Regions from separate parts of the Homo sapiens genome. Here region 1 is linked to region 2. A link is an interaction called in ENCODE POLR2A ChIA-PET data of the cell type or tissue named here. Cell type or tissue: Panc1. All regions are shown on one strand. Each heading gives the region's core, and the rest is flanking DNA. Links, peaks and the distances in the headings are about the cores only.

The links. ChIA-PET counts read pairs that join two places held together with the same protein. Peaks named below come from ENCODE experiments on the same cell type or tissue, not always from the same donor. Only the 100,000 strongest peaks of a DNase experiment are listed, where the experiment ranks them.
Region 1: POLR2A ChIA-PET joins it to region 2 with 6 read pairs; 1 of 35 experiments calls an interaction of 5 or more read pairs at or near these places.

What each region holds. Positions count from the first base shown.
Region 1 is chr5:124,840,675-124,844,674 of GRCh38, reverse strand. No RefSeq gene overlaps it. Among named protein-coding and RNA genes, the nearest start is that of ZNF608, 96 kb to the right of the region's middle. In Panc1, for the core only: no CTCF peak of the experiment used is centred there; no DNase peak of the experiment used is centred there; H3K27ac peaks cover 444 bases.
Region 2 is chr5:124,028,001-124,041,386 of GRCh38, reverse strand. No RefSeq gene overlaps it. Among named protein-coding and RNA genes, the nearest start is that of LINC01170, 400 kb to the left of the region's middle. RefSeq lists an enhancer at 6,049-6,098. In Panc1, for the core only: no CTCF peak of the experiment used is centred there; no DNase peak of the experiment used is centred there; H3K27ac peaks cover 458 bases.

The DNA.
Region 1 (4,000 bases), core at 1-4,000, 810 kb before region 2:
AACCTCTACTTATAATTATGTAATTATTAAGTCTCCATTCCAGTTCTAAAATTCCATGGTTTAATGGCTCCAGTCGACTCAGGACATTGACTCACCAAAGCTTATGAGATAGTTCATGATGGTCCAGGGCCAGATTCCAAGTCTGACGTACTTTTAAAATTTAACTTTACTTTTTAAATTCTGAAATTTTTTTGCTCAGATGTAGGGAAGAGGAAACTAATAAGAAATTCATTTGAAAAGCAACTTGTGTTTGTTTTTTTTTTTGAGACGAAGTCTCACTCTGTCGCCCAGGCCGGAGTGCAGTGGCACAATCTCGGCTCACTGCAACCTCTGCCTCCCTGGTTCAAGCAATTTTCTGCCTCAGCCTCCCGAGTAGCTGGGATTACAGACGCCCACCACCAAACCCAACTAATTTTTTTTTTTTTTTAATTTTTAGTAAAGACGGGGTTTCACCATCTTGGCCAGGCTGGTCTTAAACTCCTGACCTCGTGATCCACCCGCCTCGGCCTCCCAAAGTCCTGGGATTACAGGCGTGAGCCACCATGCCCGGCCCAACTTGTGTTTTTCAAAAGAAGTAATTAATAGAAAAATGAATGCTCCAAGGATCTTTGCAGGTTATATTCTATCTGAAAAGAGAAACGAATTCACCTGTAGTATCACCGTAAGCATTGTGAGCTTTGGCAATATATTAAAGTGTTATTCTTCAAAATTGTACACTGCCTTACTCTTCTGAAAGTACAGTTTAGCTAAAAGAATCTCAACAACTATGTTACTCAAGTGAGGTTTTCAAATTGCATTTTACTCAAACAAAGCTTTGTGTGTGTGTGTGTGTGTATGTGTGTGTGTCAGAGAGAGAGAAACACATTTTCAACCCTTCTCTACTGTAACCGGTTTATGTCTGAGAGTCAAATTACCCGGTTTGGATGACTGCTTGGTTCAAATAAGCTACATAATTGCAAACTTTCCACTTCGTTTTCTGTTGGGTAAACACAGAGTTTGTGTAAGTCTGTGGTTTTGTAATGCTACCGAGCCCACTCTCCCCAAACTGGTGCAGAGGCCACCAATCTCCTGTCTCCCAGGCCTGGCAGAGCATCACAGTGGCAGGATCGGCCTGGAGTGGTAAAACAGATTCACGCAGCCGCTATTCTCTGAGTCGGGAGAGGTGAGAAACTGCTCTACTATAAGTCTTTCACATTCTGGACTTGGCTAGCACCCTTACAGGAAGTGTGCAGGAAGCCTTCTGATTGGACCACAGAGTTAACCTGTGTACTGGGAACTTTATTTCTGATCTACACACATAAATCTACCTCACCCCACCTCTTCCATTCCTGTGAAGTGCCAGGAGCTAGCCCAAATGCTCAGCCTTTAAGCCACTACCAATGCTATCATCTTAACCTTGGTGTGCCTCAGTTTGCTCATCTGTAAAATGGGGATTATAATAGTACTACTTCATGAGGGTTTGTGATGATTAAATGAATTAATATAGTCAAAGTGCTGAATCTGTACCTGGCATTTAGTGAACCCTGGGTACATGTGATCATTACTCCCTTACCACGCCCTCCTCGCTCCTTAACCACCTCCAGGGTTGGTCCCACTGCCTTGATTTTACCGTAACTCACGGGTGTGCTCTGATTCTGGGTCTCTTCTCCAGCCGAAGGCCCTTGCAACTTGCCTAATGCTTTTGGGCACTTATTCCAGAGTCCTACCAATTTCCACACCAAGCATGACCTTTCTTATCACACTCTCCCAGGCCTCCACCCTACTTCCCTGACCAGCTGCTCCATGCAGTTCCAACACTAACAATATTCAAGTTTTGGTCTTGATGACAGGCTCTCTTTTTACATCCTAACCTGAGGGGAGACTGCCCGTGGCACATGTGGCTTGGAAGTTATCTGTTGGATAACTTTCCTCATCTTATAAAAGATAAAAGTGCTGGAGCCATGTACAATCAATCCCTTGCACCCCTCTGCCCCCCGTCCAGCTCTAGAACGGATATGGGGATGAAGCCATGTCTCTTGCCCTGAAACATACAGGATGTCAGTAACAGAGCCAGAAACTGGGGCCAGCTCTCGGCTTTCCCATGGCTATGTTCTACCCACTCAACTATAATGCCAAAAAAAAAAAAAAAAACCCACAGACATTTCATCAACCTGTCTCTTCTGTCAAATTGCGTTATTCTCAAATTGTGTAAGCCTTATGTAAACAATATCACTTCACACATGGGGTTCCATAAGTACATTTGCTGCGAGGTTCTCACACAGCAGGTTTTCTATAGATGGATAAATAAAAAGTGCCAAGATTTCAAACTTAAGAAAACACTTAAAGGGCGGCCATCCAGCAGCATTACAGTCATTTTTTGCCCTGAGGCACAGAAGCATGAGTTCTTTGCAACTGGACGGTTCTAGCTGTTGCTCATTACCAAGTGCTTCTAGGCAGATGGCTTCCCTACTCTACTAATCCACTGAGACCAAATGGCTGATGGATCTGATTTTTAAGGCACATAATTTTTATACTCTTGCTGCATTTTTCTTCTTTCATTTTCTTCTCGTCACTCTTCTGCTCCCCCACTCTCTCATTCGCTCTTCAGAATAACCACTATCTCTGTCCTCTCTCTCCGTTTTCTCCACTCCCTCTCTCGTAAACAACCCATAGTACTGCAAGTTCGCACATGTTTATTTGAAACTATTATGTCTAGGGAAGGAGAGTCTCTGTTAAAGCTCTCTTAAATAATGCAAATTCATGACCTAAAAATGGTCCCCCATCTATCTGATGTATATTTATAAGGTTGCTGGATTTTTATTGTTTTTTGTGCAAAGATGGAGTTTCCTCCTACTAGTTACTAGCTAAAAGTCATTAAATTAGCTTTCACTGTAATAAAATGAAAGCATTTACTTGATTGTTAAATAATTTAAAGCAGGCTCACTAAGGTATATTGCCACAACATAATATGTTGTAGCACAAAATGAAGATGCTAAAACCCTGACAAAGAACAGCTTTGGAATTCAGCAGCAGGTATGATAGTATATATATGTTATGCTGATTAAGATGTTATGTTTTAAAATAGACTTTCCTGCCTCCAATCTCTTCTCTATCCAATCTAAACCACAGTTGCCACCTTAATCCTACAGAAACATCACTTTACATACCTTTCAGAAATCTGCAGCTTCATATCATTTAGAGCATCGTTCTCCAGTGAGCATCAAAATCACCTGGAGGGCTTACTAAAACAGTTCGCTCAGCCCCATTCCACCGTTTCAGATCCAGTGGGACTGGAGTGGGGCCTGATAATTTACATATATAACATGCTTCAGGTGAGGATGAGGCTGTTGGAGTAGAGACCACACTTTGAAAAAGCATTGACATTGAAACCCAGACTTTCAGTTTGATTTTAATGCCCTTTTCTTTTAATAATATGGCCTTTCTCTATTCTTTGAAATGGACATCCATAAGTTCCTTTCACAGAGACCTGCTATTTTGGTGAAACTCTTCTCTTCTTTACCCCCAGAACAGATGTTGCCACCAGGATTGAGATAATTTCTGCTGTTTAAAACATACACTTACTCTTTCTGTAAAACTCAATCCCACCACTTCCGTGAGGTCTTCTCCAGATTCTACAGGATTTCAGGATTTCTTTCATCTGTGATTATAGTAGTATTGGCTTTTCTCTGCTGTGTATTTGACCATGGTATAAACTGCCTGGTATTATTACTTATCTATCCATAAATGTGATCAAGTAAACTAGTTTGCAGTACAAAGCAACCAATAAATTTGAAGATCCTAGTCAAGGTTTAATTTATATAGCAAAACAAAAATTAACTGTTTTTTAATTTGTTGTTGTTTTTAAATAACCATGATAATGGTTAGTCACCAAGAACTCTAAAATTGTACCAGCCGTCCTCCTAGTAGAATCAAATTGGCCACATAGTGATTCCACAAAGTCCACTGCTATGTGCTGCGCAAAATCTTTCACTAATTCATCAATATATGATTTTTCCCCAGT
Region 2 (13,386 bases), core at 4,849-8,848:
TTGAATTTTATCCCCAACTTTCAAGTTAAATCTTGTGGTGTGCATATCACAAAGTAATTGTTTGATAAAACACACCATTAGAGTAGCCTTTCTGCCTAGATGTTTGGAAAGTATACTTTGCTTCTCAAATCAAGATTTTTTTACAGGAGACATATTAGGAAAATAAAAAGAAAAACTAAAGAGGAATCCTTCCAACTAAAATGAATTTTTAGAATCGACTAAAGTAACTTTTTTTGGCTTTTGTTTTGTTTAGTTTTTCAGGTGTCAGGTCAAGAACTATTATTTTTCCCCATGAAAGCCTCATTACGGTGTCTGACCACAGTTCTTAGAAGATAGATTTGGTACTGCTGGGGAACTGACGCTTGTGTGTCAGCATTTCCTGCCAAGTCTGGTTGTTCTTGGCAAGAAAAAAAATTACTTGGATATAAACTCAGATTGAAGCTGCTGTCCAAAGTCCATGGCCTACATTTTAAACAGAAATTGTAGAGAAACTAAAGCAGCTCACCAATGGATCCTGAATCTTGGCCTCCTCTTTTTAAACTGCAATCTCTTAGAGGAATTACCCTATTCTATTTTTCCTGTGTTTACAGAGCTCCAATTTTCTCAACTTTATAACAGCCACTATACATGATACTAAACTTCAAATTGTTCCCAAATGTATGTTGAAAGGCAATTATCTGTTTGGCTTCAACTAATACATCTGTATAATATTCATCCTATCATATCTGACTTTTATATTCAGGTCATTATCCTTTTGGTTTAGTTAACTATGGTTCCAGTTTTATGAATTTGGGAGTTGTATTAGTCCGTTCTCACACTGCTAATAAAGACATACCTGAAACTGGGTAACTTATAAAAGAAAGAGGTTTAATTGACTCACAGTTCCACATGGCTGGAGAGGCCTCAGGAAAGTTACAATCATGGCAGAAGGGGAAGCAAACATGTCCTTCTTCATAAGGTGACAGGAAGGAGAAGTGGCAAGCAAAAGGGAGAAAAGTCCCTTATAAAACCATCAGATCTCATGAGAACTCACTCAGTATCAGGAGAACAGCATGAAGGTAACGCTCCCATGATTCAATTATCTCCCACCAGGTTCCTCCCACAACATGTGGGGAACTGAAATTCAAGATGAGATTTGGGTAGGGACACAGCCAAACCATATCAGGGTCTACAGTAATATTTCATTACTACATTTTAAAATAAGGGTGACTTTTTCTAGTTTGCTAGCATGTGCTAGTTCCTGGCCCATGGTAGATGTGTGATAAATATTTGTTAAATTAATTATGAAAAATGAATTAATTCAATTGCCATTTTCATAGATCAGTATTTCATATGATTCAACCTAATACTCCATAGTGATATTATAAAAAGTAAATAATGTATCTTTTGGAAATGGTGTAGACAACAGAAAATGCAATTAACATTGGCTTGAAGAGTTAGGGATTTCTTTCTCACACATAAGAAGAAGCCTAGAATTTGGCAGCCCAAGACTGTAGCATGTACTCATGTGTGATTTTCACATTTATGGTTGCAAGGTTGCTGTTCCTCCTGAAAGTCTATTATCAACATTTTATGCAGGAAAGACAAGAAGGAACCAGTATCTACCTGTTTTAAGGAAGCAAAACCTTTTTCAGAAATCTTTTTGCTGGATTCCCACTGCATCTCAGAAGCTATTACAGTGTCTCATGGCTACCACTTGCTGCAGTGGAGGCTAGAACATTAAAGGGATTTTTGTTTGGACACATTTCCGCCCCAAACAAAATCAGTGGCCTGTTAGGAAAGAACAGACTATTAATTGGGTAGGCATTAGCAATGTCTGCCAGAAATGAAATGATCCATGTAAAGTGCCTAGTGTCTGGCACAGGACAACCACTGTAGCTATTATTGCTTATTTATCAACTAATATTATTTCCCTCTTGTAATTCTCTCAGTAAGCAAATATTAAAATCATACCAGATGTGTTTAAATTTTAATATCTTTGCATTCTATCCAATAAATTCTATGAAAGCAATTATTTTTTAAATTTAGCAAATATTGTCAATATCTCTATTTTCTCTTTTTAACATTCTAAATTATTCAAATTCTTCAATCTTATCACTATTTCCATTTTCAAAAGGTTATAAACTCTTATTAAACACATCTTATGATGTAGATGTTATACTAGGCATGAATGTACTTTCAATATTGAATAAAACATGACTATATCTTATGAGTACAGTGATCCTGTAATTCATTACCCAAACAAAGACACTTTGAAAGTAAAAGAAGGAATTAAAATAATTATCCAATGTTAACTAAACTGTAGTGAATCGAGTACAAACCCAGAAATAAGGTTACCCTACTTAAGGAGTTAACCATCTTTTACAGACAGACACACACACACATAAATAGTTATGATATAATGGGCTCAAATTACTAATATTGGTGTATATTAGGTGCTGTAGAAACACAGGGGAGGAAGTAACTAACCTTTCCTGAGGTAATCAGCTTTCTCAAACTAGACTTATTCTTTGTACAGGGTATATTTCCGCATGACCACAGATGAACACATTTGCTTGGCTTTCTGGCACAGCCCTAGCAATGACATGTGCTTGTTTTTGCAGATGTGGATCCAGGTTTAGACTGCTCTCCACTCCCACCACACACACACACACACACACACACACACACACACACACACACACACACAGTGTTGGTCCCTGCATCTGCATGTTGGCCAAACTAGAGCCCTGAGGATGCTAGCTACACTACAGCAGTTCGTGACAAATTGAGAAGTATATGGATATAGCGATAAATAGTGAATGAAAATAAACCAACATGTACGTTCTTTTCCTCTTTTCCCACAGACAGACTGTCATGAGGCACAATAGTTTTGTGGCCTCTCAGAACCTCCGTTATGTTCCAGTGATCAGCTGTAACTATTATCAGGGTGGCCAGGTAGATAATAGTTCCATCCCTGTTATTGCTTTCCCTGCCTTCCTGCTTCACTCCCTTCTTTGTGTCCTTTTCCTCTGGGATTTTACCAAGGCTAATATATGCCATCATATCTTATTCTCTACATTCTGTCCCAAAGTAAACTAATTCATCTTCACTTTCAACAATCTACCCAGTACCTATTTCCCAAAGGGGGCATTTTATACAAGTAGTAAAAGTCTTTTTGGTAAATAAACACATTTTATTTGCTTTGACTGAGGTCAGGAACTAGTTGTAGGCCCCATATTGGACTATTGTAGTTGTAGGTCCCAAATTGGACTATTTTCTGTAAAGGCATTAAGACTGAATAAAGACACAAAGACATAGCTATAGAAGCAATGGCTGCCCCTTCAAGCCAGTTGGCTCTTTTTCTACAGTTTTAGATTTTGTAAACAGAAGAGACCTCAACACTGCAAGGATACTCCTGGGTCAATTCATGCCAGACTATAGTATGTTCAGACCTGTAAGAAGCAAATTCAAGAGGCATTTTTTTGGCTATTGAAATGCCAATTATTGGGATAGTTTAATGCTCCCTTTTCTGGTACAATATTCTTTTTGTTAGCAACAGACAACAGTACTGTATTTCAGAGATTGATAACTTAATAATGTAGGACATCAAGATTATAAAAAGCAGATGTCCAGTGGCTATGTTAATTTAGTACTATCATTCCTAAAACTTATTTTGCTCCATTGACAAACATATCGTTACTAGTGATACATAGCAAAAATCAAGAGAGAAAGAGAGATACCAAAGTTATGCAGTATTTGATTACTCTGTATCTTATGGAATGTATACTCTTTACATTATTTTCACATGAAGTAAATTATTTAAAATTTTTTAGGGGCAGAATGTCACCTTGACTTGCAAGGAATAATTTCTTATTATGTGTATTACATGTATTCTGGTCAAGTTTCCAAATCTTAAATTTATTTCCTTTTATATGAAATGTTAAAATAGCATTTTAAAATTTTAATTTGAGATGACACAATTGGTATAATATAATCATACAAAAAATACTATTAGTATTTTGTGAACTTAAATCAGGCAAAATTTTTAATCAAACAATTGAGAAGCAGAGTTGGTTTTAATTTTTAAATGGACCTAAGCCCTTTTTAGTAGCTTCCAAACTTACATCAAACTCAGCCTGAAAAAGAGAAAGAAAAAATAAAAGGAAAGAAAGCATAATGAAAAAGAACAAGAATATTACTTTGAAACTATATCTTAGTGAAGAGGAAAATATAGAAAAATAGGAAAAGGAAACTGGATATTTGCTTTTAAATTAAACCTGAATCCTCTTCTTTGCTACCTGGTGTACATTTTAGATAAGTCACTTAGCTGAGTTCTTTTATTGGTCTTGGGATCTATTTCATTGCTCACTACAAATTCCAAGGTGGTTTTAATATGATTTATGTATCTGTTACATTGGAGGTTAACAGCCTCCTAAATTAAATTACTCTTGCCTTACACTGAAAGGAAAAAAAAAGACTCCTTTTAGGTAAAATTGCATTTCCTTTAAGTGAAATAACTCATTTACAGGTTTTGTTTTTCAAGTAGGTTTTTGTTTCTACAAGTTTCCAACACTGTAGAAACAAAGAAAGGTGATCAAAGAAGTATATTCTCTGTAATTTCTTCTAAATATGCCAAAAACATCTCTATTTTTGCCAAAAAAATCTCTATTTTTAGGTGTTATCTAGGGCTTGCCTTAGGCTTAGAGTTTTCTTTATTTCTTTAACAATGGCTTGCAAGACAGAAAGAACTAGTTTAATTTCTTTGAAGAATAATTTTCATAATGGGAAGGTTTTCCCCACAGAAAATTTGGAAAACTCACTCCCAGCAGACATAAGGCTTTTTTAAACAAAAGTTACAAAACTTTGGATAGCTCACTGGGTAGAGGACAAGATAATGAATCTGAAGCTCTTTCTGGGATTTTTATTTTCTTTCTAGAAGACATAGTAACATCACAGATGCTGATGCAAAACCTGGCACCTGAGAGATTACTGAATGTATGTCCAATAAACAAACGTATAATGAGAAAACATTCAGTAAATGAACACCTACAGTTTATCTCTTGCCACTGTCACCTTCTAGGGACCTAGTCTCTTTATTAGGAAAAACAGGTGATAATTCAGAGGACATTCCTGCTGAAATAAAGAATCTCTGATAGACGTGTTGCTGGCTAGTTGCCCTTCCTATGTGCACATGTGATAACCTGTCCTTGTACTTGTCATGGCTGTTTAGCTTCTCTGCTTCACTAGAATATACAGGGAGAAACAGCTTAGGATGTGATACAATACATACATATTGGATGGCATAGTGACCCATCTCTCCTAAAGCTTGTAGTCATAAACTGTGAATTTATTTTTCTATCTTGAAAAATGTACACATTTTTTAGACTTAGTTGAAGACATCATGAATGTGTTTCATAATTAATATAGCTTATTTCATCCATTTTTCACATAGTTATTACACTTTCAATGCTATAATTCTTTTCATCTGATATACTGGGGCACCATATTGAAACTTATTAAGTGGACAGGGGTTAAAGAGAGGGTATGAGATCGAACTTATGGGGACTCCCCATTTCTAGAACTTCCTGAGGGTATTCTCATCTTTTAAATACCCCAAAGCCTATAGCAAAATCAGTGCCCATTAAATATTTGTTGGATTAGTTAATTAATATTTTTTAAAACAGGGTGAAATGGATTACAGAAAAGATTTTTTAAATTGAGGGCAAGGCATCGCTTTAGCAAGGCTTTTCTAGGACTTGTCTTTGTGGATAAAACCCATTTGGTAATTGCTCAGCTCTCTCCTTAATTTCATCTCTAAAGACAGAGTCAGAGTCCTCAGGAATATTATACTGATTATTAATATTTGCTTAAGTATTTCCACTAAATATAAAGTAGATAATGACAGTGGAAATACATGGACATAGTTTTGATTGGTAAATAGAAAATGATTCTGTTATTATTTCCCATGCTAGTAAATTAAATCTATCTTTTGGAGACCAGCTACATCTCTTGCTATGAAAATTTTCTTAGTATTCTTTTTATCAGGGTCGACTTAAAAGGCATTGCCAGATTTCTATGCAGACTAAAATACATACACTGATGTATTTTTCTAATGTGAGTGAACAAGTGAATGCAAAATAGGGAAATTCAGTAACTAACATGATAAAGTGGTGAAACCATGAAAAACACCAGATTGGAAAAAATAGCTGAGCGGGGGTTTTCAGTTCCCTTAACAACCAAGTAGGCAACTTGATTAATGGTGCAGATTGCAGGCAATTCAGTGACCACCTGAATGAACATAAGCAGAGCATAATCACCTGACAAATAGTGGCCCGAACGTTCTGCTTTTGAAATGAGAACTGAGTAAAACTCACATCCTAGCTGAACCAAATCACCCGGCAGCCTCAAATTAGACACGTATAGAAAGAAGTTTTTAAAGTTTCTAAAACATAGTCTAAAATATAGTACTGATTTACATTATCAAAAAGCAAATTAAGAATATGTCTACTTGTAAATAAGGAGTTCAGAGTGGGAAAATAGAGAAATATTCTCATTAGATTATTGCCCTCTTTCCCAGAAATAGATGAAAGACTTCAATTCTACATCAGGATCACTATTTCTATAATCTATAGTTGTTGTTTCTTTTGTTCCATTTTTATGTTCTCAACCATTTATCAACAGCTAAAGAGACCTATTAATCATTTTCTCTAACTGCTACACTTCATAGTGTATCAATTGTAGTCTTGAAATAAAAATAAGATAAATGATTTGGCATGAATTGTGGCCTGATGAACCAAGAACAAAGATCTGACACATGGTAGATCTAAAATTCCTGCCTTATGTTTAAAATGCGCACTTACTAGACTCTTCTGATTTGCCATTTCCTTCCTATTGGCATTCGGAAAGAAGTGCAGATTATAGAATAGGGAAGTTGAATCCAAATTAAATTGCATAGTGCTTGTAAAACGAGAATAAATGTGCCCAGTAACAGTAACACTATTCTTTTTTCTGTCTTTCAGTCTTTCATAAAGGAAGTACCAAATCTTGCCCATACAGGGTACATCACAATTATTATTGATCTTATGTATGAGGCAGGCTTCTCTGCAAGGTTACACAGCACCATGGGATGAATGATAACATTTTACTGAGTGACCAAGGGCTTTTAGTAAAGCCGGTGTTTTGTCTGAGTAAGCCCAGAAAGGAATATGTTAATATAAAAACCTTTAGAAAGATTACTGTTTATAGGTATTAAATGGGCAGTAAAATGATTAGGAGACGTCTAAAAATGTGAAAGAAGAAACATGATGTAGTTAATTTATAATGTTTAACATATGAGAGACTATGTTTTGATCCTGATTTGTGCAGAGGGCCAAACAATTGCCCAATGCAAGTGTAACTTTCTAGTGTACAGACCTGGGTCACAGAGGGCCAAAACAGGGCTGTCATTTTATTATTCCCTTGATATTTTAGTATGCAACTGACAAATACATTTATGACCACTCCCTGCCCTGTACCCACGCATTGTCAGTAATATTGCCAGGAGATTATGACCTTGGTTCTCACTGTGCCCATACAGCTTCAGCATTCTTCCCAACACACTCCTATTTAATCAGGATCAGCATAGGCTTGAGGGATCAATCCCTGATTATTTATTGTGATGTGGAGCAGCTAATTCTGTATGCCTTTTTTTTCTCATCTTTTAAAAGGCTAAGAGAGGATATAATAAAATAAATAATAAAATAACTATCATATGCAAACTGCATGTATTCAGTATTTGCTCAGGAACACAGAAGCTCTCTCTGCACTCTGGGTATAAGTGGTTTTAATATAACCATTAGGGGCTTACATGTGAAGAACTGGGGAGGTGAAGATCAAAAGAGCCACCCCTGATAATCTCAGCCTGAAGTTCTGAAGCAGGTGGTCCTCAAGAGCTCCCGGGAAAGCTGATGTGAATCTCATGTCTGTCCGTATGTCTGGGTGCAAATGTCTCAGGAGAATAATGCCTACCCATCCCTTCCACCCCACATTTTCATGTGAATGCCATTCACCAGTGAATATTAACCTGAAATCATGGAGGAAAGGGGATTCTGGGGGCGGTAGTTCCCGACTTTTCTATGATGCAGAGAACTTGCAAGGCGGTGCCTCTGGCTCTCAACTGCTCTTTGTTTTACATCTCTTCATGATACATTTTTGAGGGAATTCACCAGTTCTTAAAATTTACTAATTCTCTAATTGTGCTTATTTCAGCCTTTTTGTAACTTAAGAAGATTTTTTAAGTTCTTTTTTTTTATTTTCACGGTTCCTAATAAGCTTTTTCACATAGCTCACATTTTTCATGCCTCATTTCTCCACATCTTATTTTATAATTTCTTTTCCACTTTGAAAACAGATGAAATGAGCATCATAAGTATCCTCACTTTAAAGACTGTCAAAGTGCTTTCTAAAATTAATTTTATTTGGAATAAATTGATGGTCTCATTGTTGATTTTCTTGGTTGTCAGTAGCTCTTTTCTTTGGCCTCATTTCATGGTGGGTTTGAAGAGAGTCCCTGGCTTCAATTAATAAGACTGGATTGTGCCTCCCAGCTTAGATTAGGCATTTCTAGTCCCTGTTAACTTTTCAATAGCCAAGATTTTAGCCAACCTCCCCAAGAACCAGAAAGCTCTGAGTTTCAGCTTATTACTGGTCTGTGTTTTTGTTGCACTTCTAGTGCATGTAGATGTTTATATAGTTTTTTTTGAGCTCAATTACTCTTAATTGATTTTATCTGCCATTGCTCTGTCTTTGGAAAAGAAAGAGGTGATATGTTTAAGTGTGAAATTATGGAGCCATTTTAACCAAAGGCCTGTTTGAGACATATTTAAATATCTTAGTTTTCTGTATTTCACCTCCTTCTTCAGAAATTTTAATAATTCGTGCCCAAAGGTTTCCTGTGGAATGTATAAAATGGTCTGCAGATGTTCTGGGACAGTCTGGATTTTAAGTACTATATGTCAATAAAGAATACACATGTAGTAGTAACTAAACTTGCTTATTTATATCATTTTTTGTTCCCCCAAAGATTTTTAGGGCAATACAAATGCTATTTAAGTTGCATTCCTTTCTGAAAATTTTTAAAATAAATTCAGAAATTAGAAATAATTTTTAAAAGAATATGTAGTGTGTTTTTTGGTTCTGCAAAAATAACTTTAAAATCAAGAACAACTCTACTCAGCTCTCATGCCTCAGATAATTATTTTCTCTCATTCCTCACTCAAGCTTCAGCCATTTCCACACCAAAATAACCCATTAAATTAAAAATTGGAGTATCCACACTTGTACCCCGACTGCCCTGACATCTGCGGATCTTCCCACTTCACCAGCACTGAAGGGTTTGCCACCATGAATCATGCAATCAGTCAACCACTGTTCAGAATATCTGAATTTGAAAACCTACTTAGAAAACAAAATCAATTTTCAATGCAACCCAGGAACTGTTCAAACCAAGATTAGGAAGTGTGAAAAGACGCTCTCTGGGACTTGTTTGTTGTTCCCAATTTAGTGTTCTGGAGGAAGTTGGTACATATGAAGAACTTTAATTTGTGCTAATAAAGATGTATAACTCATTTGAATCAAGCCTCTCTTTCATCTTCTCTTTTGTTCCATACTCAATTATTTGGACCATTCATAATTTTTAACATTTAAAAGGGTTTTGAGGCCGGGTGTAGTGGCTCACGCCTGTAATCTGCACTTTGGGAGGCTGAGGCAGGTGGATGACCTGAGGTCAGGAGTTCGAGACCAGCCTGGCCAACATAATGAAACCCTGTCTCTACTAAAAACACAAAAAATTGGCTGGGCGTAGTGGCACATGCCAGTAATCCCAGCTACTGAGGAGGCTGAGACAGGAGAATCTCTTGAATCCAGGAGGCAGCGGTTACAGTGAGATGAGGTCACGCCACTACACCTGGGCAACAGGAGCAAAACTCAGTCTCAAAAAAAATAATAAATAAATAAAAATAAAATAAATAAAAGCTTTTTGAGGTGTGGGTATCATATGGGGTGAAAACATTGCCTAATTCAACAAGTTGATTGTTTAGCAAACTTTGACAGGCAACGTGAACTGATCTTATAGGAGAGATTGTCAGGGTTTTTTTCTTTTTTTTTTTAACTTTAATATAACTTTCAATTTTTTGATGTGTTTTTCTCTTTTTGAGTTGCTCAATATCATAATAAATGGATACATAAGTCCTAATGAGAAGAAATCAGGGAAATAGTACTTTGAATTTCTTGTAATAAACATTAATCTCAGCCAGAACTTTTAGCTTCATTCTTTTGTGTATAAATTTGTTATATGAAATATTTTTCCTTTTGAATACATGTTTCTAATTCATCATGCTCTAGGACTTAAAGCAGAAAAATCTAGCTGAAGGCCCCAAGTTAAGCAAAGTATATATAATTTTTTAAATTTTCATATTAATTGTTTAGAGTATTTTAAATAAATGTTTCATAAGAGTAAGATCTGCAGTGGAATGAAGCTTCGATGAAACTCTTACTGTGCATCCATAGGCCTTTTCTGACAGCTTATCCTTTACAGAACTGGGAATCCTCATTACTAGACCCAGCAGGCAATAGGAAACTGCCTGACTGATAACATTTCTGTTATCTCTTTTAATAAAAACTTAATTTCCTTTCTTTCTTCTTATACTGTCAGATATCGGCACGTTATTTATTTTCCTGACAGTTACTGGTCAACTTGTGAGCACCTAAGACTTTCTGTTTTGACTCCCACCATCTCTTCTGTCTACCTTTCCATCCTTCTTTCCCAGGAAAACCATAGAAGAATGGGTTTGGGGCTGTTTCCAGGCAAGGCCAGCAGAGTTTCCATAAACACATCACAGGCTGGCACAAAGGAGATGCAGAAGGAGCAGCCGCAGCATGTACAGTCAAAAGCACTGGTGGAAATCTGAGGATTGTTAACCAAAAGACTTGCTCCAAGTCCCCAAACGCTTTCCTTATGGCACACTGAGCACACTGTGTGTCTGGACAGACAGCTCTTTCAGCTGCCTGGAGCTTTCAGCCCAGGGTTTGAAGCATGACAGGATATGGCAGCCCTGACTCTGGATAATGTAGAACGATGCAACCAAATGCATCAAATTAGAAAATGGAAACTTTTCCTTCCCTGAACTGTAATTTAGCTGTCACTTGGCTTTAAAGCAGCTGAAAACAATTTCTTGAAAGTGAATGTTTATTTCCTGAAGTTTCGGGAATAATTATAGGCCTATTCTCTACATGTTTGACATTCCACCCGCATTTCCCATAACTATGTGAGCAGTGCAAGTTCCTAGCACGTGCATATGGTGATCCTTTGCATTAAAAGATGCTGTTGTTGAATGCATGGCACCTTTTATCTGTGGCATGTCACATGCTTTACCTACAACTCTCTTATCGAGTTCAATGCATTCTGTCAGTGTGTGTGTGTGTGTGTGTGTGTGTTTATGTGTGTGTGTGTTTCCAAGTTCATTTTCTAAATGCTATGAGAAGGATCTACTGGGAAAATTCCTGATTTTACATCTGTCTTACTACAGGAAAAGAAGGGCAATATAATGAATTTTTATGAACCACGTTGCCTAGTGTTCACTGAGAAACCTTTGCCTTTTCAGGGGAAGCTTTTGACTTCACCTGGTGAGGGAGTTGGTAACCTGATGCTATTGTTAGAATAATTATAGTCAAAGGTTTCCATGTCAGCACAGAATTTAGCTCAGTAAGGTTATATATTTTGAAATTCTTGTGCCTCTTCCTCTTAAAATATATGCTCTGCAGAATCAGGTGGGTGAAGGCCAATGAGTTGGTCATAAAACAACTTTTACATTGCTAAAAGGAATGTCTTAGATGTCTACGTGCATAAGTATCAAGTTTTACAGAGACAAGTGTTATATGCATGAGTAGAATTATTGACAGGCTACTTATCTGAGTTTCCTGATATAGGAATTCAGTTTATTCTATTGAATATTAGAGTTAATATTTGGAAATACAATATTTATTATAATGAATAAAATAACTTTTTTTTTTTTTTGAGATGGAGTCTCACTCTGTCACCCAGGCTGGAGTGCAGTGGCGCGATCTGGGCTCACTGCAACCTCTGCCTCCTGGGTTCAAGCAATTCTCCTGCCTCAGCCTCCTGAGTAGCTGGGACAACAGGCATGCACCACCACGCCCAGTTAATTTTTGTATTTTTAGTAGAGACGGGGTTTCACCATGTTGGCCAGGATGGTCTTGATCTCCTGAGCTTGTGATCTGCCCACCTCGACCTCCCAAAGTGCTGGGATTACAGGCGTGAGCCACTGCGCCCAGCCTAAAATAACTCTTTAGTTTGGAGTTGCATGATACTTTAGAGAACTATTTTTACCAGGTTCTGTAACACAACCTACATTTTTCACTACCACCTTTCTGGACAAATGGTGTTATAAGTCTTATTTTGCAGACAGAAAAACTGAAATTCAGAAAAATCTTATAGTCCTTAGACTGAGCATGCTTATGACAAGATTTTCAGAGTGCTCTTCTTAAAATATTAGGTTGGTTTCGAGGCAAACAGCCTTTGCGTGCCACCAAATTCAGCATTTGATTCCTGACGTTAGTCTTATGAATAAGCAATTGTAGTTTCCTACTTATTTTCCTATCCAGGACAGTGATGTTTCTTTATTATTATCTAGGAACATTTTATATAGCTCCTAATTATTTAGAAAATAATTTTATTTCAAACCTCCTACGTTGTGTAGATAATCAAAATTTTTGGCAATACAAACTTTATACTAGAGTTTGTTGTCTTGTGTTATTCTATGAGGCTAAAGGTACCTAAGAATTAGCACAAGTCTACTAAATTTAGTACAAGCACCGTCTTTAAGCTGGTAACGTGAATAAGTACACTTCAGAAAAATCAGCTGAAAAAATCCATCAGTAAGTTTTATTCCCATATTTGTGAATGACAACGTTTCACTTTTGCAAACTGATTCAATTGTAGTAAACTAGCATTTAAGGCATTGTCTGTGAAGACATACATTTGTTATACACAAGACAAATCCGATAGCTGTAGATCTAAGATACTAGTATACAATTATGAATGCAAACTTCTGACTATCCCTCAAGAACACCTATAAAGGAGAGACAGAGTGCTGTTTTTCATCCAAATTAATCCCATAGGGCCCAGAACTCTTAATTGCAGGGAAATATCCTTTTATCATGGTTCATTCTTTGATACCAATTGATGTGGAGAAAAATCCAAACTGGAGAATGGAGGTCATTATAAGAAGCAGATTTTCCCATTTAACAGATATTCAGAATTTAAGTAGAAGTTGATGGAAGTGGGCCCATAGCTGACTTACAATATGATCACAACTTTGATGATTTCACTCAAATTAGCATAGACAC